Regions from separate parts of the Homo sapiens genome. Here region 2 is linked to region 1. Evidence: read pairs that join two places in POLR2A ChIA-PET (ENCODE). Cell type or tissue: Panc1. All regions are shown on one strand. Each heading gives the region's core, and the rest is flanking DNA. Links, peaks and the distances in the headings are about the cores only. Region 1 overlaps YAP1 (Yes1 associated transcriptional regulator). Region 2 overlaps CFAP300 (cilia and flagella associated protein 300).

The links. ChIA-PET counts read pairs that join two places held together with the same protein. Peaks named below come from ENCODE experiments on the same cell type or tissue, not always from the same donor. Only the 100,000 strongest peaks of a DNase experiment are listed, where the experiment ranks them.
Region 2: POLR2A ChIA-PET joins it to region 1 with 18 read pairs; 2 of 35 experiments call an interaction of 5 or more read pairs at or near these places.

What each region holds. Positions count from the first base shown.
Region 1 is chr11:102,217,588-102,233,884 of GRCh38, reverse strand. YAP1 (Yes1 associated transcriptional regulator) reads right to left here. Exons shown (of 9, transcript NM_001130145.3): 7 at 10,133-10,263; 8 at 6,304-6,416; 9 at 461-4,183. The coding sequence ends at 3,945. Among named protein-coding and RNA genes, the nearest start is that of BIRC3, 92 kb to the left of the region's middle. In Panc1, for the core only: no CTCF peak of the experiment used is centred there; no DNase peak of the experiment used is centred there; H3K27ac peaks cover 2,663 bases.
Region 2 is chr11:102,069,576-102,085,872 of GRCh38, reverse strand. CFAP300 (cilia and flagella associated protein 300) reads right to left here. Exons shown (of 7, transcript NM_032930.3): 5 at 9,828-10,000; 6 at 4,592-4,658; 7 at 1,319-2,802. The coding sequence ends at 2,674. Among named protein-coding and RNA genes, the nearest start is that of CFAP300, 30 kb to the right of the region's middle. RefSeq lists an enhancer at 1-92. In Panc1, for the core only: no CTCF peak of the experiment used is centred there; no DNase peak of the experiment used is centred there.

The DNA of each region.
Region 1 (16,297 bases), core at 4,202-12,201:
TGAACTCCCAACCTCAGGTAATCCGCCTGCCTTGGCTTCCCAAAGTGCTGGGATTACAGGCGTGAGCCACCACGCCTGGCCTGAGAGAATATATTAAAGAAGTAAAACCAAAGGCCATTCTGAAAGACAGTGCCATGTTCTTATGTTCTCAGTGTCCTCTGTGCCGTCACATGTAGTGAAGTCATTTAAGAATCAAGCAGACGCAGTTCTGCTTAGACACTACCACGGATGAGGATGGTGTATGTGAAGAGTAAGAACACAAAGTTAAAAGAATTATATATCCATACTTCAAAAGTTCCAAATGTCAAGCCTAACTTAAAGCACAACGAAACTTAAGTTTAACTTGTCTTCCCAGTTACTACTGTAATCACCTTTTATTGCCAGTTCTTGTTCTATTGGAAGACCAGTAAGAAGCCAAAAAAAAAAAAAGTTTCAAATATCAATTGTTAAAAACAACAAAGAAGAGTTTAAGGAAAGAATATATTTGAACCACATAAACAAACAAAAAGGTATTACATAAGAAAAAATAATGTAACAATTTATGTAAGTACCTAACATATGAGCATGCTCTTACATCTAAAACAAAAAATAAAAAGGTAACATTGGTACTATATATATATATTTGACAAGTGTGCATTAAAGAATTCTCTAATATAAAACATTTAAAATGTGGAGAATACTTTTTCAAGATACAGAAAACAATTGTTATGATAGGCACACCCACAATTCTTATAACAACATGCTTGCGAGGATAAAATCCACCTGAGCACTCATTTCTCAGATGTACCAACGCTAGAAAAGTGTTAAGCACTGAATATTGCCACCCACTTTTGCAATGTTTGAGTTTCAACACTGATTGGTATGAATTCTGAATTACACAATTAATTACTGTTATTTTTCAGTCTTTCTGCCATGTTCCATATAGAAGGCATGTATTTAATATGAATACTTAACACAGCAACATTATTTGTAGCAAAGTCACTTCCCTGTGTTCATTTTTCCTTTAAAGGCACTACATTTAGAAAAGTTATTACAACAAATAGTGCTTTGGAAGATCTGAAACTCCAAATCAATGTGCTCCATCAACCATAAGTAGATCTAAGAAGCCCTGACTGAAAATAACACAAATGTAAAAAGTTGATAAATTTAAAGATTATAAAATTGGTTTATTGTAAAAGCAATTCAAGAATACCCAGTTAAAATCTTATCCCAATGCTACCCAATACAACCAAGAAGCAGTTAAGCACTTTTACATTAGGAACAAGGACATAAAACAAGAGACCACATCAAGGCTATGATTCAAACTCAAAAAGGGAAAGGACTCTTAGGTCTCCTTCAGGTCAGTACAGAGGGCATCGTAAGATCAAAGCACTGTGCCAGGTATCACAGTACTGCTACAACACTGAGGTATAACTGGGCAAATTAAAGTTGAGGGGTAAAGGAAGATCTCCATATTCATATTGTTTTGTGGGTGTACTTAGGTGACTGAAACTCTAGAACAGCTGCCTTTAATGGCAGCACGGTGTAAGACAAGTCTTTATTAAAGAGAAAGAAGTTTATAAAGTTCTCTATCAAGGTCCCCCTAAATCTTCACAACCCCCCCCCCAAACTTTCCCACCCTCCCCCTAAGCTAAAGCTAATCTGCTGATATATAAGATATAATCTTAATCTGTGGCTACTGGCAAATTATAGGCACTCCTTCCAAGTAGCTTTGATCTTCTGCACATTAAAAAAAATCCCAACAACATGCTATGTAATTCATATACCCAATTTTGCATTCTAGGTAGAATTTCATTACTACTCTAAAACTCCATCTGCAGTGGCCATTTCCCCCCAGACTTAATTCAAGATTTAATCTTTCTGCTGTTTTCTTAATAAAAGCCTTAGAGTCAATTATTATGAGTGATCAACCTATGAACTATTATATACAACACAGTGATTGCATTTTTTTGAGCACTGAAAGTACTTAAAATAAAACTTCTTACTTCCAACTTTTGCCCTCCTCCAAATTGAAGGGCCAAAATACTTAGATTTTGTAATTGGGGGGAAAAAAATCTATCTTCCCAAGCTGAGGCTTTTCATAGCAGCTTTTGCCAGGAGAAGAGATTTTATGCCTGTTATGAACCCTTGAAAATAAGGGCTTATTCTAGAAACATTGAAAGACCCTTAAAACACAGAGGTGCTAGCTGGTGCCACTTTAATTCACAACCAACTATTACTTCATAGCTTATATTGAAGAGTTAATTCATGCTCGTTTTGTTCCTTTAAAAAATACTCTTTGGAAACCATTATTACTCCTGTAGACACATACTCTAGTTACATCATCTCTTCCTGTAAAAATAAAGGTATAATCATGATTATCTCTATTTCTTTGCTAAATTCAACTACCAATATACATTTATTAATCTGATCACTTTTCCAGCTAACTCAAAACCTTATAGTATTCTATCCAGGGTCAATTTTCAGCATAGAAGTAGGAGCAAGTCTTGTAAGTAAGAACAATCTTGAAGGCAATATTTTAATCTAGTCGTTAATGTGTTCATTACAAATGAGAACTACAAACTAGAATTTACTTCCAAAACTAAGGCAAAGAAAACTTCCAAAGCTAAATGAAGGTAAACCACTATAAAGCTTATTTCTGTCATGCACATTATGAACCTACTCACTGAATTCCAATCGAGACTTAAAAATTAGTCCAAGGGAGAAAATAAAGCCATTTCTGGTTTGCTCCTTTCCAATTCATCAGATAATATCTACCGTATGCCCAGAGGGCGTGGAGCACTCCCCTAGGCACTATCCACAGTAATAGCTCTTTCTAGAACACTAAACTACTTCAAACATCTGCAGACTGCCCCAACCAGATTTAAACTACCAGTGAAATATAAACTACTAGTCATGTATTCTAAATGCATACAAAGCGCTACCATTTTAAAAATTAACTGGAAAGCAGGGAAACCTAAAAAAGGATACATTCCACTACCACACTATTATAAATGTTATGTTTGGGTGTGTGTATGTATATAAAAGAGAGAGCAGATAATCGAGATTTAAATAAGGTGGTAAAAAAAACCAGGAAATGAAGATTTTACCAAAACAACTACAATAACCATCCCAAGCTACAACTATTAACAGATTCACTAATATGGTCATTTGCCTAGGTTCCGACAAAACCAACCAACCAACCAACCCCCCCACCGACCCTGCCAAAAACAAAAAAAACAAAAAACCCAACAAAACAGAACAAAATGCACACCCACAAAATTATCCACCAAAATCTATATTAGAGTATGTGGCAATAATTAATATATTTATATGGAAATTGTCTCATGCCTTATAAGCTCCTAAAATAAAATCAAGGTCATTATGTGACTAATGATAGCACTAGGAGGAAAAGAAAATACTGAAAGTAAAACAGTCTTCAGCCTTGGTTTCAGCTATCTCTTCAAATCAGCATTAAGTATTTAATATCAGATATAACATTTTTGGCTTGTCAGACCAGTAAATCATGTTTTTCCACTGGACAAAGGAAGCTGAAGAAACAACTGTTGAACAAACTAAATGCTGTGACATGAAGCATCTGACTTCTAAGTCTGAGTATTTAGTTAAAATGATTGGTGAACATTTAACTGGGCAAAAGGAATGGCATCCATCATCCAAACAGGCTCACTTCCCCCAGCCCCCAAAATGAACAGTAGTTTTAATAGCAAAAGAAATAAAAAGTTTTTTTCTTTTGATTCTTTAGAGCCAACTGTGAAAGAGGTCAGCAATACATTAACAGCAGCAATGGACAAGGAAGAGCAAAATAGAGGATTAAAGTATCTTGCTGGACGTTTGTTCATCTTTTTCTGTATTAGCCTGAAAACTGCAACTGGCTTATGGAAATTTCCGGTGCATGTGTCTCCTTAGATCCTTCACAGATTTAGAATTCAGTCTGCCTGAGGGCTCTATAACCATGTAAGAAAGCTTTCTTTATCTAGCTTGGTGGCAGCCAAAACAGACTCCATGTCATTAAGGATGTCAGAACTCAAAGCTTCCTGCAGACTTGGCATCAGCTCCTCTCCTTCTATGTTCATTCCATCTCCTTCCAGTGTTCCAAGGTCCACATTTGTCCCAGGAATGGCTTCAAGGTAGTCTGGGAAACGGTTCTGCTGTGAGGGCAGGGTGCTTTGGTTGATAGTATCACCTAGTGGAAACACACAGAGATAACAAAGTCCTTTTTGAAAAGCTAACATCAGGGCTGTATCATATGAGCACAGAGAAATGCACAGGGAAAGAAAAGCGCTCCTGACTGACCTAAACTGATACCTAGAATTTATATCAGGTCAAACAACTCACAGATAACAAAATAACAATGCCAAGTTTACTTTTGCTTCAACATTGTTCAGATATCCAATAACAGCTTGATTGCTATTATGTGCTGAGCACTAAAGGAGTCATGAAAAAAATAAAAAAGCCCTTGAAAAATTATATGCAGCAGCGGGAGAAAGAACAAGTACACAACACGACAGCATCACTACCCTGTCTTCCAGATAAGCACCACCATAATAAGACTAAACATAAACATGAGTGGTATAGACCTACCTTGGCCTTAAATATACTTTGGGAAACACTAAAATAGAAAGACTGCAAGAATACTTTATTCTACCCTTAGGAGATGCACCTTCCTAACAGCAAAACAAGCCTTCCCAGAGGGCTTTGAATAAATCCATCTTCCTAGCCTTGCTTCTAGGTTTCCCAAACTTACTTGGCCACAGAGCCTTTTTTGCATATGACAACATTAACACTCCTCAGAGCTTCAATAGAACATACTTTCAGAAAAACTAACATAAACCATTAAGTGCTACAGGGGTCTGGAGAAGAGAGCAATACAGATTAGAGGAGTAAGTAAAGGTGTTGTGTGTGAAATGGGTTTGAAGTGGCTCCTAAGGATGATTTAACATCTAGATAATCAGAGAGGAGGGGTAGTGTGGATTCTAGAAAGCATCAAAGCCAGGAGCTGGATGAATACAGGCACAAAAGCCTTGCTAAACACTTTCAGAATAGAAGCAGTTAGTGAAAGAGTTGGTAGCTAAAGAACAGCTTCATTTCCCTGCCAATTCATGCACTCTGGCAGTTGTCAACTCTAGGGCAATGGTTGCCAGGTAAGCCACAGGAGAAATGCTTCCGTAATTACCCCTGTGAGGCAGGTATTTCTTAGCTCCTGCAAGACCCCTGCAACTATTCTTTTTTTTTTTTTTTTTTTTTTTTTTTGAGACGGAGTCTTGCTCTGTCACCCAGGCTGGAGTGCAGTGGTGTGATCTTGGCTCACTGCAACCTCCGCCTCCCGGGTTCAAATGATTCTCCTGCCTCAGTCTCCCGAGTAGCTGGGATTACAGGTGCATACCACCACATGTGGCTAATTTTTATATTTTTAGTAGAGACAGGGTTTCACCATGTTGGCCAGGCTGGTCTTGAACTTATGACCTCACGTGATCTGGCTACCTCGGCCTCCCAAAGTGCTGGGATTACAGGTTTAAGCCACCGCACCTGGCCTTCTGCAACTATTCTAACAAAGTAAGTGAGCCCCACCTCCTAGTCTTTCCCACCTGGTTTCCTGAGCCCCATAACACTTAAGGTGGACCAAAAACTCTTAGAGAAAAGATGAAGACAAACACTGAATTACATGTAGACATCTCTCAAAATTAAGGACACTAATCTATAAGGAGAGAGATGTTCTAACAGGGTTGTCAGTTTGTCCTGCCAATTAAGATCAACATGCTAACATAAGTCATGTTATCAGAGTTTTATTCAAATAGAGCTAATATATCCAATTTATGATTTTTTTTTTTTTTTTTTGAGAAGAGGTCTCATTCTGTCACCCAAACTGGAGTGCAGTGGTGTGATCACCGGGGCTCAATCCATCCTCCCACCTCAGCCTCCTGAGTAGCTGGGACTACAGGCATGTACCATGACAGCTGACTTATTTTTGTATGTTTTTTTATAGAGATGGGGTTTCACCATGTTGCCCAGACTGGTCTTGAACTCCTGGGCTCAAACAATACACCCACTTTGGCCTCCCAAAATGCTGGAATTAGAGGCATGAGCCACTGCACCCGGCCAATCCATGATATATATTTTTTTAAACTAGGAAAAGACAAGTTACAAATCACCGTATAGAGACAAAGCAGGATCAATTTAATTCAAATTTACAGGATTTTAATTGGTTTTCTTCTGAATCATCTTTGCTTACAATACCTTATGAGACCTGGTGATAACATATCCCACTGTTAAGTCAGGTTACTAAGAGGAATAAAGAATACCAACCTGTATCCATCTCATCCACACTGTTCAGGAAGTCATCTGGGGTTCGAGGGACACTGTAGCTGCTCATGCTTAGTCCACTGTCTGTACTCTCATCTCGAGAGTGATAGGTGCCACTACATAAACATGACAGTTAAAGACCAACACAAAAAATTTTAAAAATCAATTCAAGGTAAAAATAAACACCTGCTGAGCAGCAACATAATTCTCAAAGAGGATTAGTGAAAATTCCTGTCCTGCAATGTCTGAAACAAGCACCCTCCCTCAGGGCCATAGACAGGGCTTGTGCTATGAAGTGAAATAGACAAGTTAATCCTAATTGAAGCTGGCAGCTCTAAGGAACCAAGATTTCTCCTAAGGTTCTGTGCTTGGTGACAATAAGGGACAAAAAAAGATACCCCCAGTTAGTTTTCCTGGCTGACAGAAAATTCTCTGCATCAGTATTCTCCTCTCTGTAATATCATTTGAATCTGGGGGTGCGGAGGAACCCATACAACTTACTTGTCCCAAGGCCTCAATTCTCCAGGTGGTGGTGGCACAGAGACGTCACAACACAAACTCCAGGTGGGCGAGGAGACAGGTCTGCACTAGACTCAAGTTAAATTCCTAGCTATTGTGCAGAGAACATAAGCCAAGGAAAAATCAACCCCAAATAAACCACCAGAATTCCTTTTAGGACTGAGCCAAAATAGGTGAGTCACTGCCAATAAGATAAGAATACTCGTGGCTTGATCTCCTTGCTTCTGTGTTTGGGCGGGGGAGGAAAAAGCCTCAAACACTTCAGTACGAAACGAAACGGGAAATCATATAGCTCCAGTTAAAGAAAAGAGCAAAACAAAAAACTGCAAGGCACATCCCTTGAAAATAAAATGACCCAACACAGATTTTCACTTTAGACTAAGTAAGGTTTCCCAGATTTACATTAAAAGTATGGTAAATATCCATTACCCTGAGAAATAGAACACTTTCCTAAGCTAGTAGCATCTAGACATCAGCTGGCATTCCCTGAGTTCTACTAACTCTACAAAATCTTAGAGAAACGCATAAAATCAAGGCAGCTGTTATTCTTCAATGGTCTGTGTGAGTGTGAACTTCAACTTTCTCTACGGCTTGTACATTTAATAAGCAGCTATTTAACTTACATAAAAGTTAAAAAATAAAAACAAGTTTAACAATTGCTCAAGGCTAAAAGCTCAGTCAATACCCCAACTGCCTTCCCTAAATGATGCAATGCATTTGCCTTGTTCTCTCTCTCCCCTCATTCTATATACTGCCATCACTGGTTTACTCTAATGCTTCTGCCAGATTTTGCCAAGGCTCAAAAGCCTCACACAGATCCAAGAAAACACACATTTGCCTCTGAGACCATTGGTATACAATGCAGCCATATATGAGAAGGCCTCAGGATGTGGTTTGTTTGTATTTTGCCTGCCCTGATCTGGGACAAGAGCCTGGTCCTAGTCATCACTCTATTCGGCTGCTAAGCATGGGACACACATCAGACATTTTAGTCTATTACTGAATAACTGAACTTACAGAGTTGCGCAGAGTTCATTCCAAACCACAGGGGAAGCACATGGGCATTCCTGAGGACAGAGTTTACAGGGCCATTTTCCTGGTGAGGAACTGCTCCCTGCAGAACCCCACTTCCTACAGGCCCCACTCATTCAGTAAACATTCACTGAGCATCTGCTACTACATGACAGGCATTAGACTAGGCTTTGAGGATAAAGAGGTTAACAATCACCACCACCTACAAACAATGTTTTGTGAGAGGCTCACAACTTCAAGGAGGGAAATGAACAAATATACTAATGAATCATATTTAGGGGCTATATGAACTCAGATGTAAGCACAGTGCTTTCAGAACAAACAGGGAGCTTAGAAGTAAAGGGTAAAAGTTTCATGGAGGGGGACATCTGAGTGAGCTTTGAGGGTAAAAGTAAAAGGGAACTAAGGGAACTCAGCATTACTACTAAGAGTCAATGCCAAGGCAAGTTGGGGCAAAAAGTATTTAGAGCTTAAGGAATATACATAAATCAAATAGTAAACAAGGGAAAAACCATCAAGAGGTTTTTTTGTTTGTCTTTTTGTTTTTTGAGACCAAGTTTCACTCTTGTTGCCCAGGCTGGAGTGCAACGGCATGATCTCGGCTCACCGCAACCTCTGCCTCCCGGGTTCAAGCGATTCTCCTGCCTCAGCCTCCCGAGTAGCTGGGATTATAGGCATGCGTGACCATGCCCAACTAATTTTGTATTTTTAGTAAAGATGGGGTTTCGCCATGTTGGTCAGGCTGGTCTCGAACTCTTACCCCAGGTGGTGGTCCACTTGCCTTGGCCTCCCAAAGTGCTGGGATTACAGGCATGAGCCATCATGCCCAGCCAAGAGTTGTTTTTTTTTTTAAAGAAAAAAAAAGTCAAAGTCAGATGTATGTTATTATTAGAAACTGGGGGTACTGCAGAGAATGCATATACAATTCTGCCCTTAGATTAGTAACACTGATTATCTGCCACTCTGATCTTCCCAGAAAATAGAATCTCAAATTGTAGCCCAGCTCTCATCAAAAGTTTTAAGAAAAAAAATCTTCATAAGTGACTGTCAGAAGGATATGCAGCCTATCCATTTTTAAAATGGTCTAATTTTTATCCCTGGGATTAATATAGCCCCTTCAACAAGACAGGTACTGGAATTACATGGATATGAAATTTTCCTTGTTGGAAAAAAAGTTCTGAGGCTATGCCTCTCTTAATTAGCCTCAGTTTAAGTCTAGAACTATAATCTTATATAAATACACTTACTTTTAGAACTTTAAAGTGTATGTCAGAAGAGTAAATACAAACTTAAAATACATTTTAGATGGTCTTCAAAATCAAACCTTCCAACTAGGCCACCAGTACTAATCTTAAAAACTGAGTAAATGGTGAATTCTATTGCACTAAATACTTTTAGCAGGATAAGATATTTTCTCTTGGAATTACTAAGTTTCCAATTCAATTGGTGAGAACTGAAAAGGTGGTGTAATAGTTTTCCTAGTGCAAAATACCTTTGAGTATTTAAGAAAGTGTGTTATTTAAATCAGTTAGAAAAGGAATCCAAAGCGTAAACTAATCCCATATTTTAAAAAGTTTGAAACTCCACAACCTAGAAGAAGGAATTTTAGTTAAATCTTAATCTTAAATGACTTCCTAGGCAAAGAATATGACCTGTTTCAGCTTACAGACTTCAAAATGGCAGTTTATGTAATATTGCAATCTGTCTGAAACCCAGGATTTGTGGTAACTCACTAAGAAGCATCCCTAAGCTATGTTATTTTCAAATACTGCCGTTAATCTTAGTGCATTTTTGAAAGAGGCACAACCTTACATTTTATCTCCTTGGACTATAGCCCTTAAGAACATGAGGCCTTACAGTGCTGCTGGGTGAAACGTTTTAGCTTGAATAGCTATGTGGAAAATTCCTTCCAGTGATCCTTATAATGCAATCCTAAGTAGGTTTAACATGAAATTCATTTGCTTTCACAGAAAGGCATTCACATGTTCCTTCATGATTCTGTAATTTTAAGTAACTGTTAGTCAACAGTATAGGCAGAAGCAAACACGTCATGACTTTGAATAAGTATCCCTTGTACAAGTCTGAACAGTTCACTTCCTCTCACAGGAGACAACTTTTAATCCTCAACTCTGCATGTACTTGCCATTTACAGAGAGATTCATTTACAGCTATGGTTTTTGGCCCACACAGATGTTCCAAATAGCCTATTACAAGCACTAAGCAGAATGATTTTAAAGCAATGATCCTTTTCAGATATTCACCAGTAGCAACTTTCACCAACCTGTTAAGGAAAGGATCTGAGCTATTGGTCGTCATTGTTCTCAATTCCTGAGACATCCCGGGAGAAGACACTGGATTTTGAGTCCCACCATCCTGCTCCAGTGTTGGTAACTGGCTACGCAGGGCTAACTCCTAATTAAAAATAAAGCCAAAGAGAATCAATCTACTGATTAACACATTTAATGTTAGGTTTAAAGAAATAAAACGTTCATCAGAGTAACCGTGCAGATAGATTAAAAACATCTACTTTAAAGTTAATACATTTCCCAATCAGAATGACCTAATTCTATCCATTTCAAATGACTAAAAATTAAGTTACATATATTTAAAGTCTGTCTAGTCATATTAACCACCCCCCACCCTATATACATTTTGCTACTTTGTTTTCTTTTTGTTATTTTCCTTACTCTGGAAGATACTCCCAAATCCTCCTTTGGGTTATTATAGAATGGCAAGTCTGGTCTTTAAAAAAAAATTCTTCTTTTTTTTTTTTTTTTTTTGTTCTTCAAGACGGAGTCTCACTCTGTCACCAGGCTGGAGTGCAGTGGTGCAATCTTGGCTCACTGCAACCTCCGCCTCCTGGGTTCAAGTGATTCTCCTGCCTCAGCCTCCCGAGTAGCTGGGACTACAGGCACGCACCACCACGCCCAGCTAATTTTTTGTATTTTTTTTAGTAGAGACGGGGTTTCACCATGTTACCCAGGATGGTCTCGATCTCTTGACCTCGTGATCCACCCGCCTTGGCCCCCCAAAAGTGCTGGGATTACAGACGTGAGCCACCGCGCCCGGCCCTAAAAAAATAATTCTTAAAGTTTGCTTTTACTCGACAACTCTTATATGGTTTTGTGTGTTTGGAACCCCCCGACCCCCTCCCCCGCCAAAAAAAAAGAAGTAGGAAGAATAGCATCTGATGATTTTACTATAAGACACCAATCCTTCCCCAACCCCCAACACTATTTCACACTTTGCTATTAAATGTCTCATTTTGACTTTAGGTTTTTCTATCCTGAGCTGGATAGAATATGTTCCATCCTCTAGCAGGGAGAGAGGAGGAAAATGAAAAAAAGACATCAGAAGTTAAAACACAAACCCAAGGCTTCTCCACCACAAACATAATATTTAAAATGGGGTAAAATTTCTTCAGGGTCATCCAACAATTTCTCAGCAGGATTCTCCCTGTAAACCTGAGCAAAGGCTGTAGGTTGCTACTCTGATGGTTGCAGAAGGCCTGCCTTCAAGGGCTTCCAAACCTCCCAGGTTTCAGCCTGTATTTGCCCAGGACCTCAAAAACAGTTCATCTCACTGTGACCCATCCGTAGCACACTCATTACTACTCTGTCCTTTTTCTCTCCTTTATCTGTTCACTGTTTCTTACCCTCCTAAGAATTTTCACTGTGCCTCTCCACCTATCGTAAACATCATCTCTACTAGACCATCAGCTTTCTTTCCCTCTACTTTTTGGGTTTGATTTGAAATACATACAGTTTCTTATCACAAAGGATACTGGCCTGACTCCGTCATCCTTCCACACAGCTTTCTGAGCCAAGTCTGCTCACTGAGGCACGGCCCCACCATCTCCAGCCCTCACCTCCACAATCGCCATGGGGTCCTGAAGTATGGAAAGCTTCTCCTAGCTCTACGCTGCCACTTCTAAACTACAATTCTCCTGCATGCAAATACCACTTATTTTTCTTTAGGTTTATGCCTTCTGGATATACCATCCTTTAAACCAGAGTTTCTTAACCAGCGGACCATGACAGAATTCAGAGAGTCTCTGAACTTCAATGGGGTAAAAAAAAAAAAATTACACATTAACTTTCGCTAAATTTGTCAACATTTTCTCCAATGTAGTATGCACCATTAGTATTCACTGTACCTAACTTTTCACCAATAGAACATATAAATGTTTTCATATCACATTGTAGTTGTTGCAAATATTTTAAAATACCATTTATGATCATTGCTATTTCAATGCTACAGTAGTTACGTTATAAGATGTGCTTCTAGATTTTTTTTTTTTTTAATCTTTTTGAGACAGGGTCTCACTCTGTCACCCAATCTGGAATGCAGTGATGCAATTATAGCTCACTGCAGCCTTGACCTTCTAGGCTCAAGTGATCCTCCTGCCTCAGCCTCATGAGTAGCTGCAGCCACAGAGGCACACCACCATACCCAGCTAATTTTTTGTATTTTTGTAGAGACAGGGTTTTGCCATGTTGCCCAGCTGGTCTCAATCTCCCAGGCTCAGATGATCTACCCTCCTTGGCCGCCCAAAGTGCTGGCATTACAAGCATAGGCCACTGCACCCAGCCTTAGATCTTGTTATTTATACATTAAAAAGAAGCACGTTATATCACAAGTTTCTATTTAATATTTTCTTAACTGTATCAATGAAATTCCTTTTCTTTTCAATCCTGTACTTTAAAAAAAAACAAACACCAATGTCCTGAGAGGGAACCTAGGGACTTGGCCAAATGCCAAAATTGTTTGCCTGTCTTCCCTGCAAGGTAAACTGCTTCTTGTACTCAAATTTACTGATCTCTTCGTTACTCCATCTTATATACGGGAAAATTCTGGAGTCTGGTCAAAGCCTCTTGCCACTCCAAGTATTCTCCATGCCTCTTAACATGCTTCAGTATTAAATGGACAATTCACTTAACCTGACAGCTTCCTGAACCTTCTGGATTCCAGTGACCTTCATCTCCACTCCACTCAAACACCCATTGCACAGCCACTAAGATCCTGTTATTTGAAACCAAACCAACTCTAAAATCTTAAGTCATGTTTTGAGACGATGATCAGTGTTTCTCTTCATTCCAACTGCATTCATCACATTGGAATTATGACCTCCATGCATAAAACCCATATAATAACCCATTGTTGAAATGCCGGGATCGCCTTTACACCGAAATGATACTGACCACTTCATCACTGTATTTCAATCATTAATTCCCTCAGTCATACCCAAGAACTGGCTTAGAAACTTCTCTCCCCAAAATCTTACATGCACTTATTTTACTTTCTCACATTTTTTTCTAACCAGTTCCTGCATAGACTCATGTCCACTCTACCAGCCCTCCAACCTCAGAGACTCCAGACCCATCTCTCCTTACTAGTCTAGTCTATTGGCTGTCTTTTGGTATCTTATTTTTTTTTCTCCTTCCCTACAAGCTTAAATTCATGACTGATCATTCAAAACAGCATAAGCACCTTTTAGATTCCTGATGTACATATAATTTTATCTCAGCCCAGCAAATCCCAACCCCAAAGCAATGCCAAAGTGTATTTGTTCCATTTTCATTCTGAGATTGCTGAGAAATGCTAAGGGAAAAGAAAAAAAAGAAATCACATAACTATCCAGAATGTTATCATTACAAATTAAAGGTCTTTGGTTTTGGATGGACCCTAGTACCACTTATTGGTTTTTTTGTTTTGTTTTGTTCTTGGTCAGTTGTTTTTCACATCCTCATGGTCACTACTCCAAATATGGCATACTATCTCAAGCCCCTATTCAGGGAAGTCCATTTCTTTTCTTTTCTCTTCCTCCAAATTTTTTTGTAGAGACAAGGTCTCACTATATGTCGCCCAGGCTGGTCTTAACACCTGAGCTCAAGCGATTGGCCTCCCAAAGTGTTAGGATTACAGGCGTGAGCCACCATGCCCAGCCAGTGAAGTCCATGTCTATTTCTTTTCCATCTACATTAGAACACTGAGGCCATTGGCTGGGTGTGGTGGCTCACGCCTGTAATCCCAGCACTTTGGGAGGCTGAGGTGGGCGGATCATTTGAGGTCAGGAGTTGGAGACCAGCCTGACCAACATGGTGAAACCCCGTCTCTACTGAAAATATAAAAAAATTAGCCAGGCGTGGTGGCGTATGCCTGTAGTCCCAGCTACTCAGGAAGCTGAGGTTGCAGTGAGCTGAGATTGCGCCACTGCACTCCAGCCTAGGTGACAGAGCGAGACTCTGTCTCAAAACAAAAAACAAAAAACAAAACAAACAAAAAAAACCAGGTCATCAGGTATAATCTTTGATTTTTCTGGCCCCTCTTGCCACCTCTTCCTGCTTGCCTCAAAAGTAACTTCATTTATACTCATCATCTTTTTAACTTTTCTTGCAGTCTTATGGGGATCCCTCTTATTTCTTTTCTATCTTCTACTTTTGACTCCTCCCATGCTCATCTTACAAAGTGAGAAGTGACTTTAAAACAGTGATACTACACTCATTGTAGTCTGTCTGTGGGAGGACACATCCTCTCAATACCATGCCTTTCTTCCGTATTATTTAAGACCTGGTGAAGGCACTACCTTTTTGAAGAAACTCTCCGTGGTGATCCCATCTCGATCTTGAGATTGGATTAGACACAGACATGTCATGTCTTTAACATCCTGAACACAGCACTTATCACAAAATATCGTAATTATTTTTGCTGTACCCCCTAAGGCCAGAGTGAATGAATTACTCTGGAGCATAAAACAACTTAAAATTCCTTGAAGAATTTATTTTGCTCTTAAAATATGAGGATGTATTTAACAATAAACTTTAAAATGAATAAAATTATAGACTCCAGAAAAGGCTGATGCCTAGGGTTCTGTGACAAACATGGGAGTATTGGAGAATATTCTAAAGACTCTCATTTGCTTTTTATCAAAGAAGGTATGCTCCTGTTTGTAGCACAAAACAAATATATAACACTAAACTGTAAGTCATAACTAAAATAACTGAATTGGCTATAATTTTCATATTATTTTTACAACTTTTTATTTTAGCCTTTTAAATAAAATTCCTACTTTTTATTAGGTTAAAACTAGTATCATGTGCAGACTAGACTCTCCATGTTCTTGCTGCTTTGAATTTGGCCACTATGTTTGTTAAAAGCCGTGAAATTTTTACTTTTTACTTCATTTAACAACTGAATTTCTATGTCAGCAGACACTGCAGAACCAACTATGCAGATTTATAAAGAAAGATAACTTAGAGATGTCAGTAAGCAGGGAAATCATTCCAAGTTACCTAAGGAGATATCCGACCCCTTGAAGGGCTATGGAAACACTCTTCTCATTAAACCTATATTTGAGCCATGACTAACAGTAACTAACCTAAGGATTCACCTAAATTAGACTTGAAAGAATCAATGAAAAAAAGACACTTTACTTACTGGTGGCAGGAGTGTATTATTAATCAAATAGGGAAGAATTTGGCATGAAAACAAATATAGTTAGCCTTTCATATCCGTAAGGCAACCAAGTATGGATCGAAATATTCGAGAAGAAAAATGGAAGGCTGTGTCTGTACTTAACATATATAGACTATTTTTCTTGCCATTATTCCCAATACAGAATGACAACACAGTTATAACAGTGTAACAGCTCTTTACATAGCATTTCCATTGTATTATAAGTAATCTAGAAATGATTTAAGGTATACAGGAGGATGTGTGTAGGTTATATGCAAATAGCATGCCATTTTATATAAGGGACTTGCTGGAACCAATCCCCCAAGGGATGACTCTAATGTAACAAGGCCAATGATACAAATAACATATATGCAGATTATGGATAGCATACTAAAGGTATAAATACTCAGCTGAGTTTTGAAACTTTTAGTTACAGGTGATTAGATATTCCAAGTAAATTTTGAAAAGCTTTTTGATATATAACGGATATACAATAAATTATAAAGTGCATAAATTGATGAGTTTTGACATGTGTGTACACCTGTGAAGCTGCCACTACAATCAAGATAATCATCCTCAGCCGGGTGCAGTGGCTCACACCTGTAATCCCAGCACTTTGGGAGGGTGAGGTGGGCAGATCACCTGAGGTTGGGAGTTCGAGACCAGCCTGACCAACATGGAGAAACCCCGTCTCTACTAAAAATACAAAAAATTAGCTGGGTGTGATGGCAGGTGCCTGTAATTCAAGCTACTCGGGAGGACTTGGGAGGCTGGGGCAGGAGAATCGCTTGAACCCGGGAGGCAGAGGTTCTGGTAGCTGAGATTGCGCCATTGCACTCCAACCTGGGCAATAAGAACGAACCTCCATCTCAAAAAAAAAAGATAATCATCCTCAAAATTTTCTCCCACTACTTCTCACCTCCCCTACTTCAACCTTCAGAAGCTAATCATCTGCTTTTTGTCATTGTAGATTATTCGGTATTTTCTAGAA
Region 2 (16,297 bases), core at 4,179-12,178, 150 kb after region 1:
CTCTGGGGCCTCCAAAGAGGAAAAACCAATTTTCCCATCTCTTCAGTCAATTAATAATAATCTATACAAAAGCAATTCTGGCCCCAAGAAGACAGCTTTTTACATTATTATGCAGACAGTTAACTGTTTCTCTTTTTTTTTCTTCATATTTCCTCAGTAGAGAATGCAGCCAAAATTCATGAGCACTTAAACTATGTGCCTGGCATCATTCAAAGACCAACATATGTATTAATTAATACAATTTTCCAAAAAAGGGAACTTATGAGGTAGTCCTATTATTATTATTATTATTATTTATTTTTATTTTATTTTTTGAGATAGAGTCTCGCTCTCTCGCCTAGGCCGGAGTGCAGTGGCGCGATTCAGCTCACTGCAACCTCCGCCTGCCGGGTTCATGCCATTCTCCTGCCTCAGCCTCCTGAGTAGCTGGGACTACAGGCTCCCACCAGTACGCCCAGCTCATTTTTCTTTTTTTTTTTTTTTTTTTTTTTTTTTTGTTATTTTGTTGTAGAGATGGGGTTTCACTGTGTTAGCCAGGATGGTCTCGATCTCCTGGCCTCGTGATCCGCCTGCCTTGGCCTCCCAAAGTGCTGGGATTACAGGCGTTAGCCACCGTGCCCTGCGAGGTAGTCCTATTATTTTTTTCCATTTTATAGAAAAGACAATTAAGGCGCAGAGAGTTAAGTAACCAGCTCAAGGTCACACAGCAAGTAATGGCAAATTAAAAAATCCAGGCAACCTGACAGCCCAGCCCAAACTCTTTATCACTACTCTATTATGCCTTATAATACAGATAATTTGCATAATCACAAATGAGTCATCAAATGATTTTTCCAAAACAATGGAGCAATCTTTCCTCAAAGGTCCTATCTACCTCCACCTTTAGAGCGGAGAAAAAATAGTGGCAATTCCTCAGTATCACTTTCCCATCTTTCGCCTCTGGACTTTCATCCAAGGGCCAAGCCCAGAGTACCTCGCCACATCATGTGCTCCCTTCAACTGCTGTTCTCTTCCATTACTGATATCCCACCAGTCTTTCCATAGAAGCCAGACTAAGCCTATCTTAGTTCAGAGTGATCTCTTCTATCTCTGAATTCATGCAACAATCACTATTGGTAGTCACACTCTTAAAGATTACCTTCCTAAATAGGTTTATAGGGAGTGTATGTTTCCCCAAAGTAAACTGCCCAGTGCCTTGCACAGAATTGGTATTCAAAAAGAATTACTGATTGGCCACTTGATTGATCGAAAGGGTCTCCAGGTCATAGGGAACTGTGAGGTAAGCAGCAAAGCTGGTAGCAAACAGACATTTCAGTTCTTGATTTTATGTTTTTATGTAATTTAAAAAAATCTATGGGTATTATGAGGATATCTAGAAAGTAGTTATTCATTCAATAAACATTTAATATGCCAAGTCATTGTGTTAGGTATTAGAAGTAAAACATACTCTTTCTCCTGAGCTCTATACCCAAATTGCCAGCTGCATTCCAGATTCAAATCCAGGTTCAAGTCCAAGATTATCGTCTTTATCCCACAACACAGAAACACATCTTTCAAACTTGCTCCTCCTCAAACCTCAACATTTCTTACAGGCTTCCCATGACCCATGGGATATATGTCAATGATTTTTGCCATCAAAATAAACCAAAAACAATCTAGGTTATACATTCATTCTATGAATGAAATAAGGAACAGTACTAAGATAACCTGCTTCTCACTCTTTGAACGACTTACTAATGCCATCAGGCAACTTTCTCTGTTTACATGTAGCTCTTGTATTAGCCGTGGGACAGCTGCAGTTTTAATTTATTATGTGATACAAGAGTTTACAACCACTTTCAGAACCTTTTTTTTTTCTGAGACGGAGTCTTGCTCTGTTGCCAGAGCTAGAGTACAGTGGCACAGCCTCGGCTCACTGCAACCTCACTTCCCGGGTTCAAGTGATTCTCTTGCCTCAGCCTCCTGAGTAGCTGGGACTACAGGCACACACCACCACAGCCAGCTAATTTTTGTACTTTTGGTAGAGACGGGGTTTCACCATGTTGGCCAGGATGGTCTCGATCTCTTGACCTCGTGATCCGCCCGCCTTGGCCTCCCAAAGTGCTGAGATTACAGGCGTGAGCCACCGTGCCAGGCCCCAGAACGTTACTTCTTTACTGAGGCTTATAAGTGGAACAAATGAAGCAAAAGAATTGTTATGCTTTGCCTAGCTTTACAGATGTAAACGCTTGTGCAATGAAGAAATGTAATTAAATGAAACAAGTTAAATAAACTAACAATTCATATTAATGATCAGTGGTAGACATGTTTAGTTTTCTGCTACATTTTCAATCCATAATTAATTAGCTTATAAATTAAAATACATGGAAAATTGAGGATTCACTTGAATCACAATGCAACAAATATGAACTAGATTTCTAATTCCTTGTAACTTTCTGTAAAAATTCCACAACTTTTTTGGTATAGATTTTATTATGGATGAAATTTGATCCCCGGTTAGTATTCCACACAAATTTTTAAAAAGGCATCTTGGTGTTTGCTTTCTTCTGCTCTAAGTAGGCTCCTTACATTTTTCTTGAATTAATTTGCAAAGTATATGTTTATCTATAAGTTAGTATTAAGATAGAAAAATGATAAATACAAAATAGTAGAGGTACATAATCTGAAAGAACATTAAGACATGTCTCCCACACCATAACAGTGGTATAAAACATGAAGGTGACGCCTGATAGGATCCACAATAAAGTAAGAAAATGTCTGTTCATGATTCTTTGCTGAAGGATAGCACATACCAGCAGAATCCTGAAAAAGACAAACCTAAATTATTATTATTTTATTTTATTTATGTATTTATATATTTATTATTATTATTTTTTGAGACAGAGTCTTGCTCCGTCGCCCAGGCTGGAGTGCAGTGGCGCGATCTCGGCTCACTGCAACCTCTGCCGCACGGGTTCAAGTGATTCTCCTGCTTCAGCTTCCCGAGTAGCTGGGATTACAGGCATGTGCCACCATGCCCAGCTAATTTTTGTGTTTTTAGTAGAGACAGGGTTTCAGCATCTTAGCCAGGCTAGTCTTGAACTCCTGACTTTGTGATCCACCTGTCTCGGCCTCCCAAAAGGCTGGGATTACAGGCTTGAGACACAGCACCCGGCCAATCCTAAATTAGTTAGTATACAACTACATTTAAGTGATAATCAATATATTTGCCTATTATGTATTTTCTGTCAAAACAGGAAACATGGATAAAATCTTTGACAATAAATTGGCAGTTAATTAATGATTTAAAATATTTATGGACAGCACAGTCTACTATGATAGGAATACATATGTACTATACTTACATGCATAATTTTTGTCTTTAAGGAATTTATAGTCCAAAGACAAATCCCATCATTTTAAAAAAAGTGCTTTTAAAGTGCTAATATTGCAACAATTTTATATTTAGCAATTTTCTATCTTTGTTTTCTCTTTTTTTTTTTAAATTTTTTTTGGAGTTGGAGTCTTACTCTTTTGCCCAGTCTGGAGTACAGTATTGGTACCACCACAGCTCACTGCAACTTTTGCTTCCTGGGTTCAAGCAATTCTCATACCTCAGGCTCCCAAGTAGCTGGGATTACAGGCGTCTCCCACCACACCCGGCTAATTTTTTGTATTTTTTGTAGAGATGGGGTTTTACCATGTTGGCCAGGCTGGTTTTGAACTCCCGACCTCAAGTGATCTGCCCTCTCAAAGTGCTGGGATTACAGGCATGAGCCACTGCACGGGGTGGGGACTATGTTTCTTTTGTTTATCACTGTGACTTAGCCCAGTACAATAGCTGATACACAGTATATATTTAATAAATACTTGTTAAGTGATTGAATGAAGATACTTAGAAACTGCTTCGAATGTAATAATATCTTTTGTATAATACTGAAATTCAAGTACCAGATTCTATGTATAAAGACACATTTATGGCATTCTTTTTTTTTTTTTTTTTTAGATGGAGTCTCGCTCTGTTGCCCAGTCTGGAGTGCAGTGGCATGATCTCGGCTCACTGCAACCTCCGCCTCCCAGGTTCAAGCAATTCTCCTGCCTCAGCCTCCCCAAAGCTGGGACTACAGGCGCGTGCCACCATGCCCGGCTAATTTTTTGTATTTTTAGTAGAGACGGGGTTTCACAGTGTTAGCCAGGATGGTCTCGATCTCCTGAGCTCGTGATCTGCCTGCCTCGGCCCCCTAAAATGGGATTACAGGCGTGAGCCACCGGGCCCGGCGACATTTGTGGCATTCTTATTTATCTGCCCTATAAATGATGGTTTGACAGACTAAGAGAACTGTGTTCTACTCTATCTGAGTCACAGATTTAGCTCTAAAATAAGTAGGCAATGTTATTAGATACAGATGACAGAAAGGAAGCCAGGGAAAAAAGTTCAAATTGTTCTCCAAACAAAAGCATACTCTATCAACTTTTAATTTTAACAAAACTCTAAATAACATTGTCTTTTCTCCTAGGCATAACATTGTCCTGATTGTTAACTCCAGTTGTAACAACTCTATTAATAAAAAGTAATTAAATTCTTTGGTTGCAAAAGTTCTCTCACACTTACATAAGCTGAAACTTTAAAGACAGAAGAGGTAATCTGTATTTTCTTGGTTTGAGGATTCTTTCGAACACTAAAAAAAGGAAGAAAAGGTGCTTTTAACATATAATAGGCATTGGCATATACATTTAAGTAATGATCCCTTTTAGTATTTAAGTGTTCTTATTCATATAGAACATGGAAATACATACTATCCAACTAAGTGGTTTGAAAAAATGGCATCTGAGGCTTCATTCAAGAATGGGCAAGGTCAACTGAATTGAAATAGCAGAAAATTGAATCTTACAGTTAGAAGGTTTAAGGTCAGTCTGAGACTCAGATGATGAAATTACCTTCCCAGGCTACAGAGACAATTATTGGATGAATAGGGATTTGTAAAAATCAGACTGAAGTGTAAACAGCCATACGGGGTAGATAAAAGCATGATAGACTGAAGACTTAAACAATGTAAATACAAATGCTAGTTCTTTCACTTTGAGTAGGATTAACCTTTCTGAGACTCAATTTTCTCATATGTAAATTGGGAATAATATGTTCCTTTTAGTATATGAAAATCAAATGAGATAATGTATATAAAAACTATTTGTGGGCCGGTCGCGGTGGCTCATGGCTGTAATCTCAGCACTTTGGGAGGCCTAGGCAGGCAGATCACCTGAGGTCGGGAGTTCGAGACCAGCCTGACCAACATGGAGAAACCCTGTCTCTACTAAAAATACAAAAACATAGCCTGTAATCCCAGGTACTCGGGAGGCTGAGGCAGAAGAATCGCTTGAACCTGGGAGGCGGAGGTTGCGATGAGCCAAGATTGCACCATTGCACTCCAGTCTGGGCAACAGGAGCGAAACTCCATCTCAAAAACAAACAAACAAACAAACAAATCCCAAAAAACCCCAAACAACTATTTGTTAAATTATATATTGCTAAGTTATATCATATTAAAAATAATTTTTTTCAGTAGTTTTCTTTCAGTTACTCTCCCCACAAAAGATTTCCTATGGCAATATGTAGTGAGAAAGCAAACTAAGGATTGAGAAAATAAGCTACAGACATATATTTATAATTTGTTACATATATATAAATAAATATACACACACTTTATATTTATAATGCCTTACAGTTTGTAAAACATTTTTTACACAATTTTTAACTTTTTATTATTTTTTATTTTTGTAGAGACAAAGTCTTGCTATATTGCCCAAGCTGGTCTTGAAACCCTGGCCTCAAGAGATCCTTCTGCTTTGGCCTCCCAAAGTCCTGGGATTACAGGTGATGGCCACTGCACCCTGCCTCCAAAATACCCTTATATACATGACCTCATTTAAAGATCACACAACTCATTGAGGTAGGCATTATTTTGTCAATTTTATGGACAATATAACTAAAGAAGCTAAATGCTATAATTAAGATAAGCTAAATAAAAGTGGTATTTCTGGGAATAGAATACAGGTGACTCAGAGTCCAGTCATCTTTCTGTTACACCTCAGCTGCTCATCCCAGACCTATACACTCTATAAATATTTAATACATAGGTATCAAAGGTATTATTAATGTGTGACATGTATAGGTAAAATTTAAAGAAAGATACCCTCTTCTCTACTTTTTTAGGTGTAAGTATTGCTTCTCCATCTACTACATATGTAAAAGTAATTGGAAGAGGGAGAGAAGAAAGAAGAGGAGGAGGAAAAAGGAAGACTCAGTTTGAGCGGTGTGTGTGTATGTATGGTTGAGCTTGTGTACCTTTTGGGGATGACCAGCCATAGCCATTTCAGGGTTCAACAATCTTAGGTGGTTTTCATCTCTACTAGATATTTCATTTAGACTTAAACCCAGGATTAAATTGATTTCCAAATATTTCTATGACATAGGTCAAGTTCATTTTCTTTTGATTTCTCTATTGCTTAACATACTGCTTAAAAGTTGAATACTACTTTTAAGATTTTGTGCTTACCCAAGGGATGACTATAACCACTATATATAAAATACTTTGCATACACCTATATAATCACCTAGGTCAATATAAATAACATATCTATGGTTATATCTAATTCTAAGTATTGATCTGTGGGTGGTTATATGGTATAAACATACATAAAGATTCACCAAATTGTATGTATATTTATGATTTATTCATTTTACTATACATAAATTATTTCCGTTTAAAAATCTGAGGAAAGAAAAAACTTTGTAAAAGTGTTCATCAAATCAGTTTAGAGGAAAATTTAGTATTTGATATCAGAACAATCACTTAACACATATAAACATGTACCACAAGTATATCGGCCGGGCACGGTGGCTCACACCTGTAATCCCAGCACTTTGGGTAGCCGAGGTGGGCAGATTGCCTGAGGTTAGGAGTTCTAGACCAGCCTGGCCAACATGGTGAAACCCCGCCTCTACAAAAAATACAAAAATTAGCTGGGCCATGGTGGCATGCGCCTGTAGTCCCAGTTACTGGGGAAGCTGAGGCACGAGAATTGCTTGAACTCGGTAGGCGGAGGTTGCAGTGAGCCGAGATTGCACCACTGCATTCCAGCCTGGGCGATAGAGTGAGACTCCATCTCAAAAAAATAAAAAAAAACAAAACAAAAACAAGTAATTGTTTTAGAAAGAAACCACCATTTGTACATTATTAGACGTTAGTTTCTAATAGAAAGAAATCATATTATTCTGTTGCCTCTGATCCTACATTAGTATTACTTTAAAATATCTCTAAAATAATTTGTCTAATTTTTTATAGGCCTAGCAAGAAAGTACAGTTATCATCTGTCCTATATCTCTTAAGAAAAAAGGAAAAGGAAATATAAAGTGATATTGATTAGTGCTCTATGGTGTTCTACTAATAATTGCATTATATCAGATCTTTATCCATCACTAACTCCATCCTCTGATAACCATGGTTTTTAAGGATAAAGAAACATAATTTCCACATAATATTTTTTAAAAGTGTAATTATATTAATGGTTTGGACATAATATAGTTGTTTCTTGTCAATGTCATTTGCGATTATTTCTGAGGATCAGTCCCATATTGACTCTAAACTCTGGGGTGTCCAGACTATTCTAAGTAACTCTGCACATTTTAAAAAACAAGGACCTGACTGGGCGCGGCGGCTTACACCTGTAATCCCAGCACTTTGGGAGGCTGAGGCAGGTGAATCACCTGAGTCCAGAAGTTTGAGACCAGCCTGGGTAATATGGTGAAACCCTGTCTCTACAAAAAATATGAAAAACTTAGCCAGGTGTAGTGGTGTGTGCTTGTGATCCCAGCTATTCGGGAGGCTAAGGTGGGAGGACTACGTGAGCCCAGGAGGCAGACGTTGCAGTGAGTCGAGATTGTGCCACTGTACTTCAGCCTGGGCAACAGAGTGAGACCCTGTCTCAAAAAAAATAAAAAGATAAAAAATAAATAAAATAGGCCAGGTGCAGTGGCTCACGCCTGTGATCCCAGAACTTTGGGAGGCTGAGGCGGGCAGATCACCCGAGGTCAGGTGTTTGAGACCAGCCTGGCCAAAATGATAAAACCCCGTCTCTATGAAAAATAAAGAAATTAGCCAGGCATGGTGGCTTGTGCCTATAATCCCAGCTACTTGGGAGACTGAAGCAGGAGAATCCCTTGAACCCAGGAGGTGGAGGTTGCAGTGAGCTGAGATCGCGCCACTGCACTCCAGCCTGGCCTGGGTGACACGGTGAGACTCCGTCTCAAAAAATAAATGATTAAAATTTAAAAAATAAAAAAGGTGTGTTTTATAGGACCTGTTATAATGGATGAGGAAGAAAATATTTTAATAACATTTTTACCCTTTTGTTTGAGTTAGAGACTCCTAAAATCACACGCTGTAGTGTGCTCCCAACATGTACAAACATAAGGGATGGACTGTGCTAGAATGGATTAGCAATAATATTTATCTGCAAGGGCAGGTTAGACACTGTAAAGCAGTCATACTTTTTCTTAGCATCCAAAAATGTAGAAGAGAATCACAGGTGAGAATCTGGAGAAGGGAATGTTGGGAAAAATAGCAGTTTCTTCAATGTGTAGGTTCTAAACTTATTTCTACTTCAAATATCTCCAACACAATCTCCTCCTCCACAGCACACAGTAGTGAGGAATTCCACAGGTTCATGTGGCGGATGGGGTACAACGCGTTGTGGTAGTAGTGGTAGTAGTATGTGTGTACGTGCATGAGTGCGTGTGTGTGTGTGTGTATGTGTAGGGTATACAGAGAAGTATCTTCAGGGAGTGCTAGAAGCAGTCTAGCAGGTTTACATGAACTTCAAATAATTAGGACAGTATGTTTGATATATTAATAGGTATGTGTATGCTTTTTCTGAAATTCTGTTTCTAACATATCTTCTTCCAATAATCTGTATGTGTTGACAATAACTTGTTCATTAAAATCACAGAGAGATTATAGAAACATTTTTCTGTTTTTAAAACCATAAAATAAATTAATTGCATAACTAAATTATGCAGTTTGCTGTATAGCTATATGACACATGGAATGGATATGAGAATTAAGGTGTTGAGTATAAGTAAAGTAACAATTATGAGTCCAATGAGAAGCTAATTCTTGTTTTCTCCTATTAAAGTAAAATTATATAACTAACTTTTAAGATCTTTTGCTTTCTATTGTTTTGCCTATTAAGATGATCCAATATCTTCATAACTGAAAAACCCAACCAAAGAACATTCATTTCAGTTAAAAGAAAGGTACAAATAAGAAATTTGTAAGGTTTTAATTCTCATTTGATCTTCAAAAAGAAAAATGCTACTAGAATACTTCAAACTGCATAAGCACTGGGATTAATTTGAAAAGGTAAAGATTACACCTACGTGAAAATTCTTCCACTTCTTTGGAACAAAGGTAATAATTGTTTTTACTATTAGTTAAGCAAACTCAAACATCTGGAGGGATCTCTTGTGTTCCCTTCAGATTTAAAAGGAGGCTTGGTAAGAAAAAAAGAAGGCTTGGAAGATGGCAGTTTGTAACAGGTCTGAATGAGGAAAAAAGCAGAAGAGCTAGATGAAGAATGAGGGGACTGAGAACTAAATGAGAGAGAAATCCAGAAATCTTTCTATTCTGGAAGAGAGGGGGAAGGTTATGAGAGGGGGGTAAGGGTAGAGCTTTTTATATGCTTTGGTTGTTAATATAACCACTGAATGATGTTGTGTAATTCCATCAAGGTTAAGCAAATAATTTATTCTATTAACTAGAGATTTACATATTGTGATCTAGCAACATTACCTCACCAGATCCTTATAGATAAGCTTTGTTGTTTCCAGATATGGGCTAATCACATCCTCATATTGACAAAGGGCTCCACCAAGGCAAAGATGTTTGAAAAGACAAAACAGGAACTCTTCTCTATCTGGTTGGCTGAATATTTCATATTTTTCTGAGTCTTCCACTAGCAAAACCTAAGACGATAAAATTCATCTTAATGTAACATAACTCAAGATTTTTACTTTTGTTTTCAAAGGTTTCATTTTATAGACTTAAAAATAATCTTACACCTATTTTAAGAACCAATCTTGAGTCAACTGAAGAGAGTAACCTGTAATCTGCATTTATTTGCCTCTATTTTATCATTAGGAACTGACATTCAATGAAAAGAACAAATCAAAATTTAAAACACAGTGGCTAAGTCTTCCCTCCTTCCACTTTATTTCTTTTTTCTAGTTTATATTTTTAGTAATTGTTTTAGTGTTATGTCACCTCAAATCTTATTTGGAAATAAATAGGAGCATAAATAAATGAGGACACTTCTCCATCCCATAAGGCCTCCGTCTTGGCTTCTACCCAGAGACTAAACGGTCATTTTCTAAGCTCTCTCCTCTTATGGATTTTGGATCACGATTGTTCTTACTCCCACAAGTACTCCTTTTTGAACCATTCAGGTGCTGGAGCCTCATATCCAGCTCTCGCTTTCCTGCTCTCATCTAGTAAGATCACTTCACACATCACCTATTGACACTGACTCTTGCTCTTCTGAGGTCTTGCTACCTCATACAGAAAGCAGAAAACTAGATCCGATGTAGGGGATTTTCTTATGCCATTGGGAAATACAGACCACTGATTCATTTATCGATTGTAGTGGGTATAAAAAGGTGACCAATGTAAGATATAACATATATTTTTTCCACTGGATTGTTTATATCCTACCTACTTTATTTTTTCTTTTTTTAGAGATGGAGTCTCACTATGTTGCTCAGGCTGGTGTCAAACTCCTGGGCTCAAGTGACCTTCTTGCCTCAGCCTCCCTATTTTAAAAATAGAATGTGAAGGCTGGGCATGGTGGTTTGTGCCTATAATCTCAGCACTTTGGGAGGCCATGGCAGGAGGATCGCTTGAGGCCAGGAGCTTGAGGCCAGCCTGAGCAACACAGTGAGACCTCATCTCTACTAAAACCACCCCCCAAAATAAGCTGGACGTGGTGGTGAATGCCTGTAGCCCTAGTGAATCAGGAGGTTGAGGTGGGAGGATTGCTTGAGCTCAGAAGATGATTGAAGCTGCAGCGAACTGTGACTGCACCACTGCACTCCAGCCTGGGTGACAGAGGAAAAAAAAAAAAAGAATGTGAAATAACTAAAAGTAAAATATAGATATAATAAGACCCAAATAATAAAGGACAAAAAAACTATGGTCAAGAAATAAAGTGGAAAAAAAAATACATATAAACAACTTTACATGGGAGGGATGTCAAGATGGTTGACTAGAAGCATCTGGCACTCACTTCCTGAACAAAGTAGAACCAAAATAGCAAGTAGATAATCACACTTCAAAGAGGGCATCTAAGAGAGAATACTGGAATTCAACAGAGAGGTGACAGGAAACACACAAGCACAGAAGGAGCTGGGATTGGCTGGGAGTCTGGAGAGGCTTCCCAATGCAGGAAAATGGTAAGTGAAAGACCCCAGCAGTCTACATTTCTACTGTGGACTCCTGCAATCCTCACCATGGGAGAGCTCCTCAACCCTCATGGGCCCAGAGACTAGTAATAGGCAGCTGCCTGGAGACCACACAATGGCACTGCTCCAGAGAGGAACTCATGCTGGCTCCCACCACCCCTCCCCCACCTCCAAGTCCTAAGCAGCTGCAGGATGGCACCATTTTGAGAATCCAACTCCTACCGGACTGCATCCTTCCTTGGGGCCCAAAAGTCCCTGCATCTCCACATCCCTAGAGCCCCAATGACATCCCCAAATGTCCACATGGACTCTGCATGGTGTCTTGTACCCCAGGGAATGAGTGACGCAGTACACTGAGGAGGCTGCCCTTGAGACAAAGGGAGACAAAGTATGTGTTCCCCAGAGCCTGAAACCCACTTACCTGGGGCCGCTGTCACTGATAGCAACCTTGCCACCACCAGCAGGAGGTCTACCACGCACTTGCATGTTCCCTGAAGATGGGATCTCCCACCCACAGCTGAGGGGCTGAAACATATGCCACTGGCAGCAACCTTGTACCCCCCATTCCCTTGGTAGCAGGGCCACTACACACTTGCATGTGCCCTGAAGACTGGCTCTCCCTACTGTTGCTGCCACTACTGCCATGGCCACTGTTGCTGGGGGCTGAAATGTGTGCTCTCCAGAACCCAAGAGCCGCCTGCCAGTGGCTGCAGCCACTGACAGCAACCCCACCCCACCCCATGCAGCAGGGCCACAGCTCCCTTGCACATGCCCTCAGGATGAGCTTTCTCCACTCATTGCCCATGCTGCTTCCATCTGAGCACTTTGCTAGGGGGCTTGAGGATCACCCTGCCCAACTCACAAGAGGATCCGCCTGAATGTACCACTGGAGGACCTGAGGACAGCCCCTCTGGCCTGGCACTGTCCCCCATCCAGTGCCCAAGCACACCCAGGACTCTGGGGTTTGCCCCGTCCCCTCCACCACTGCTGACATCTGGGTGCTCCTCTTGGGGATCTGAGCACAGGCCTACTCAACTGGCTACCACCATAGCAGCTGGAACCCACCCATACTTGCTCCCTGGGGGCCTGGGGATTGGCCTGCCTAGCACATCACAGCCACCACTAATATAAGTGTGTATTGCTTGGGAACCCAAAAGTTGTCCCACCACTGCTACAGCCATCATCCATTTAATGCACACTGCCTGAGGACCCAAACACACATCCACACACCCAGCCCACCACTAACACTGCTGGCACATGAGCAAGCTGCGTGGAGGCCCAAGAATCAGCCTGCTTGGACCTGCTAACACCACTGCCTGCCTACACTGCTCAGGGGCCCAAGGACAGGTGTGCTTTGGCCAGCTGCTGCCACTACTGGGGCCCAAAAACTGGCCTACCTGTCCCCAGCAAAACCTCACCCCAGCCTCTACTAACAATTGCAACCTAAGCCACTGAGGAAAACACAGACACCAGTGATGCCAAGTACACCTGAATAAATCATATGGAGACTACACTACTGCATACACCCAGAATCAAAACCAAAATGCTCTACCCAACGAACACCGTAAGTACATCTTCGGGAAAAAGTCTTCTCCTAAAAAAGCCAATCCAATAAATTCAAAGAAGTGACTAGATGCACAGATATTAATATAAGGACACAAGAAATATGAAAAAGGAAGAAAAGATGACACCTCCAAAGGAACACAATAATTCTCTAGCAACAGATTTAATAAAAAATAAATTTATGAGCTATAAGAAAAAAATTCAAAATAATGATATGGCCAGGCATGGTACCTCACACCTGTAATCCCAAAACTTTGGGAGGCTGAGGTGGGTGGATCACTTGAGCCCAAGAGTTTGAGACCAGCCTGGGCAACATGGTGAAACCCTGTCTCTAGTCCTAAAAAAAAAAATTCTCTCAAAAAATTAATGATATTAAAGAAGCTCAGTGAGATACAAGAAAGCACAGATAAAGGATACAAAGAAATCAGAAAAACAATTCAGGATATGAATGAGAAATTCACCAAAAAGATGGATATCATTAAAAAGCACCAAACAGAAATCCTAGAACTGAATAATTCAATGAATGAAATAAAAGATTCAATTGAGAGTTTCAACAATAGACTACATAAAGCCAAAGAAAGAGTTTCAGAACTTGAAGACAGGTCTTTTGAAGTAACCCAGTCAGACAAAAAAAAAAGAGAAAAAGAATGAACAAAGCCTACATTACATATAGGATACCATAAAGCAAACACAGTTTTGAATTATGGGTGTTCCAGAAGGTGAAGAGAAGCCCAAAGGCATAAAAAAAATCTATTTAACAAAATAATAGCTGAAAACTTTTCAATTCTAACAAGAGATTTAGACGACCAGATACAGGAACCTTAAAGATCCCCAAATAAGTACAACCCAAAAAGGTCTTCTTGAAGGCACATTATCATCAAACCATCAAAAGTTAAAGAAAAAGAATTCTAAAAACAGCAAGAGAAAGAGAATTCTAAAAACAGCAAGAGAAAAGTGTCTAGCCACATATAAGGAAACCCTCAATAGACTCACAATGGATTTCTCAGAAGAAACCTTACAGGCCAGTAGAGGATGGGATGATTCAAAGTGCTGAGAGAGAAAACAAAGAAAAAAACTAGCAGCCAAAAATACTATACCCAGCAAAATTATCCTTCATAAATAAAAGAGAAAGTATTTCCTAGACAAGCCAAAATGGAAGGAATTCATCATCACTAGGCCTGCCCTGTAAGAAATGGTTAAGGGAGACCTATACCTGAAAGCAAAATTTGAAAACACAGAAAGGATTCAAATATTGCCACTAAAGAAAACCACCAAACCCCAAAGATAAACAAAAATAGAAAAAGGAACAAAAGATATACAAAATAACCAAAAAAATTAACAAAATGACAGAAGTATGTCCTCACATATCAATAATAACCTTGAATATAAACAGACTAAATTTTTCACTTAAAATGTGTAAACTGGCTGAGTGGATTAAAAAACAACAACAACACATGATCCAACTAACTATATGTTGCCCATAGCAAACTCACTTGACCTGTAAATAAAACAGTAAAAAGGGACTAAGAAACTCATTATATAATGCTAATGGGGTCAATTCAGGCAGAGGATATACTATTCTAAATATATATGCATCCAACACCAGCAGACATAAATATATAAAGCAAATATTATTAGAGCTAACAGAAGAGACAGACTCTAATACAGTAATAGTTGGGAAATTCAACACCCCACTCTCCACATTAGCCAGATCATCTAGACAGAAAATTAATAAAGAAACACTGGATTTAAACTGCACTCTAGACCAAATAGACATCTACAGAACATTTCATCCAACAGTTACAGAATATCTATTCTCATCAGCACATGGAACATTCTTCAGGATAGACCATATGCTGAGTCACAAAACAAGTCTCAACACACTTAAAAAATTGAAAACATACCAAGTATCTTCTCATACTGCAATGGAATAAAACTAGAAATCAATAACAAAAGAAATTTTGGAAACTATACAAATACATGAGAACCAACAACACGTATTCCTGAATGACCAGTGAGTAAATGAACAAATTCAGAAGAACAATTTAAACTTTCTTGAACAAATAAAAATGGAAATATAATATACCCATGCCTATGGAATATAGCAAAATTAGTGCTAAAAGAGAAGTTTACAGCAAAAAATGCCTACATCAAAAAAGTACTAAGACTTCAAATAATCTAATGATGCACCTCAAGAAACTAAAAAAGCAAGAACAAACCTAAGTTAGTATAAGGAAATAAATACCAGAGCACAAATAAACAAAATAGAGACAAAAATAAATAAATAAACAAACAAACAGGAACTCCAGATGGAGAAAGGCTATCAAAATTGTACATTACACTTAACACTACCATACAAGGGTAAAAGGAAAATACAATGAATTATACAACAATCACTGTCTAGTAGCAAGTGCACTTAATTATGAAAATTGATTAAGCTCATTCACAGTCTCTACAGAAAACTTACCAACAGGTCTTTGCATATAAGAAGTATTTAAAAAACTCAACTCTATGGTGTTGTCCATACACAGTTTATTTATAATGCCTTGATGAAAACCAAGGTTAGGTATGTCTAGGAAAATATAGGTAAGGGAAAGCAGTCCATACTTAATTGCTCTCTGGGTGTGCCACATGTAACACTTGCATATCTCCACTTCCTTCCTTCCTCCCTCTTTCCCTCCCTCTGTAAGAAAATGATGATGTGTTATTGAGGCCCATGTTTGCAACTATCTGAAGATCTGGCTTAAGAGAAAGGTGAATAAAGTACTTAGGAATGAATAGTTAACACATTTCTTACATGAATACTCTCATATATTGAACTGATTAGGCTGTGCAATTTTTGGGGGGTGGAGGAGACAGGGTCCCACTCTGTTACTCAGGCTGGAGTGCGATGGTGCCATCTTGGCTCACTGCAGCTTCAACTTCCTGAGTTCAGGCAATCCTCCCACCTCCGCCTTCCAAGTAGCTGAGACTACAGGTACACGCCACCATGACCAGCTAATTTTTTTTCTTTTTTTAGATGGAGTCTCGTTCTGTCACCCAGGCTGGAGTGCAGTGGCGCAATCTCAGCTTATTGCAACCTCCGCCTCCTGGGTTCAAGCGATTCTCCTGCCTCAGCCTCCCTAGTAGCTGGGATTACAGGCGCATGCCACCATGTCTGGCTAATTTTTGTATTTTTAATAGAGTCTGGTTTTCACCATGTTGGCCAGGCTAGTCTTATACTCCTGGTCTCAAGTGATCCAC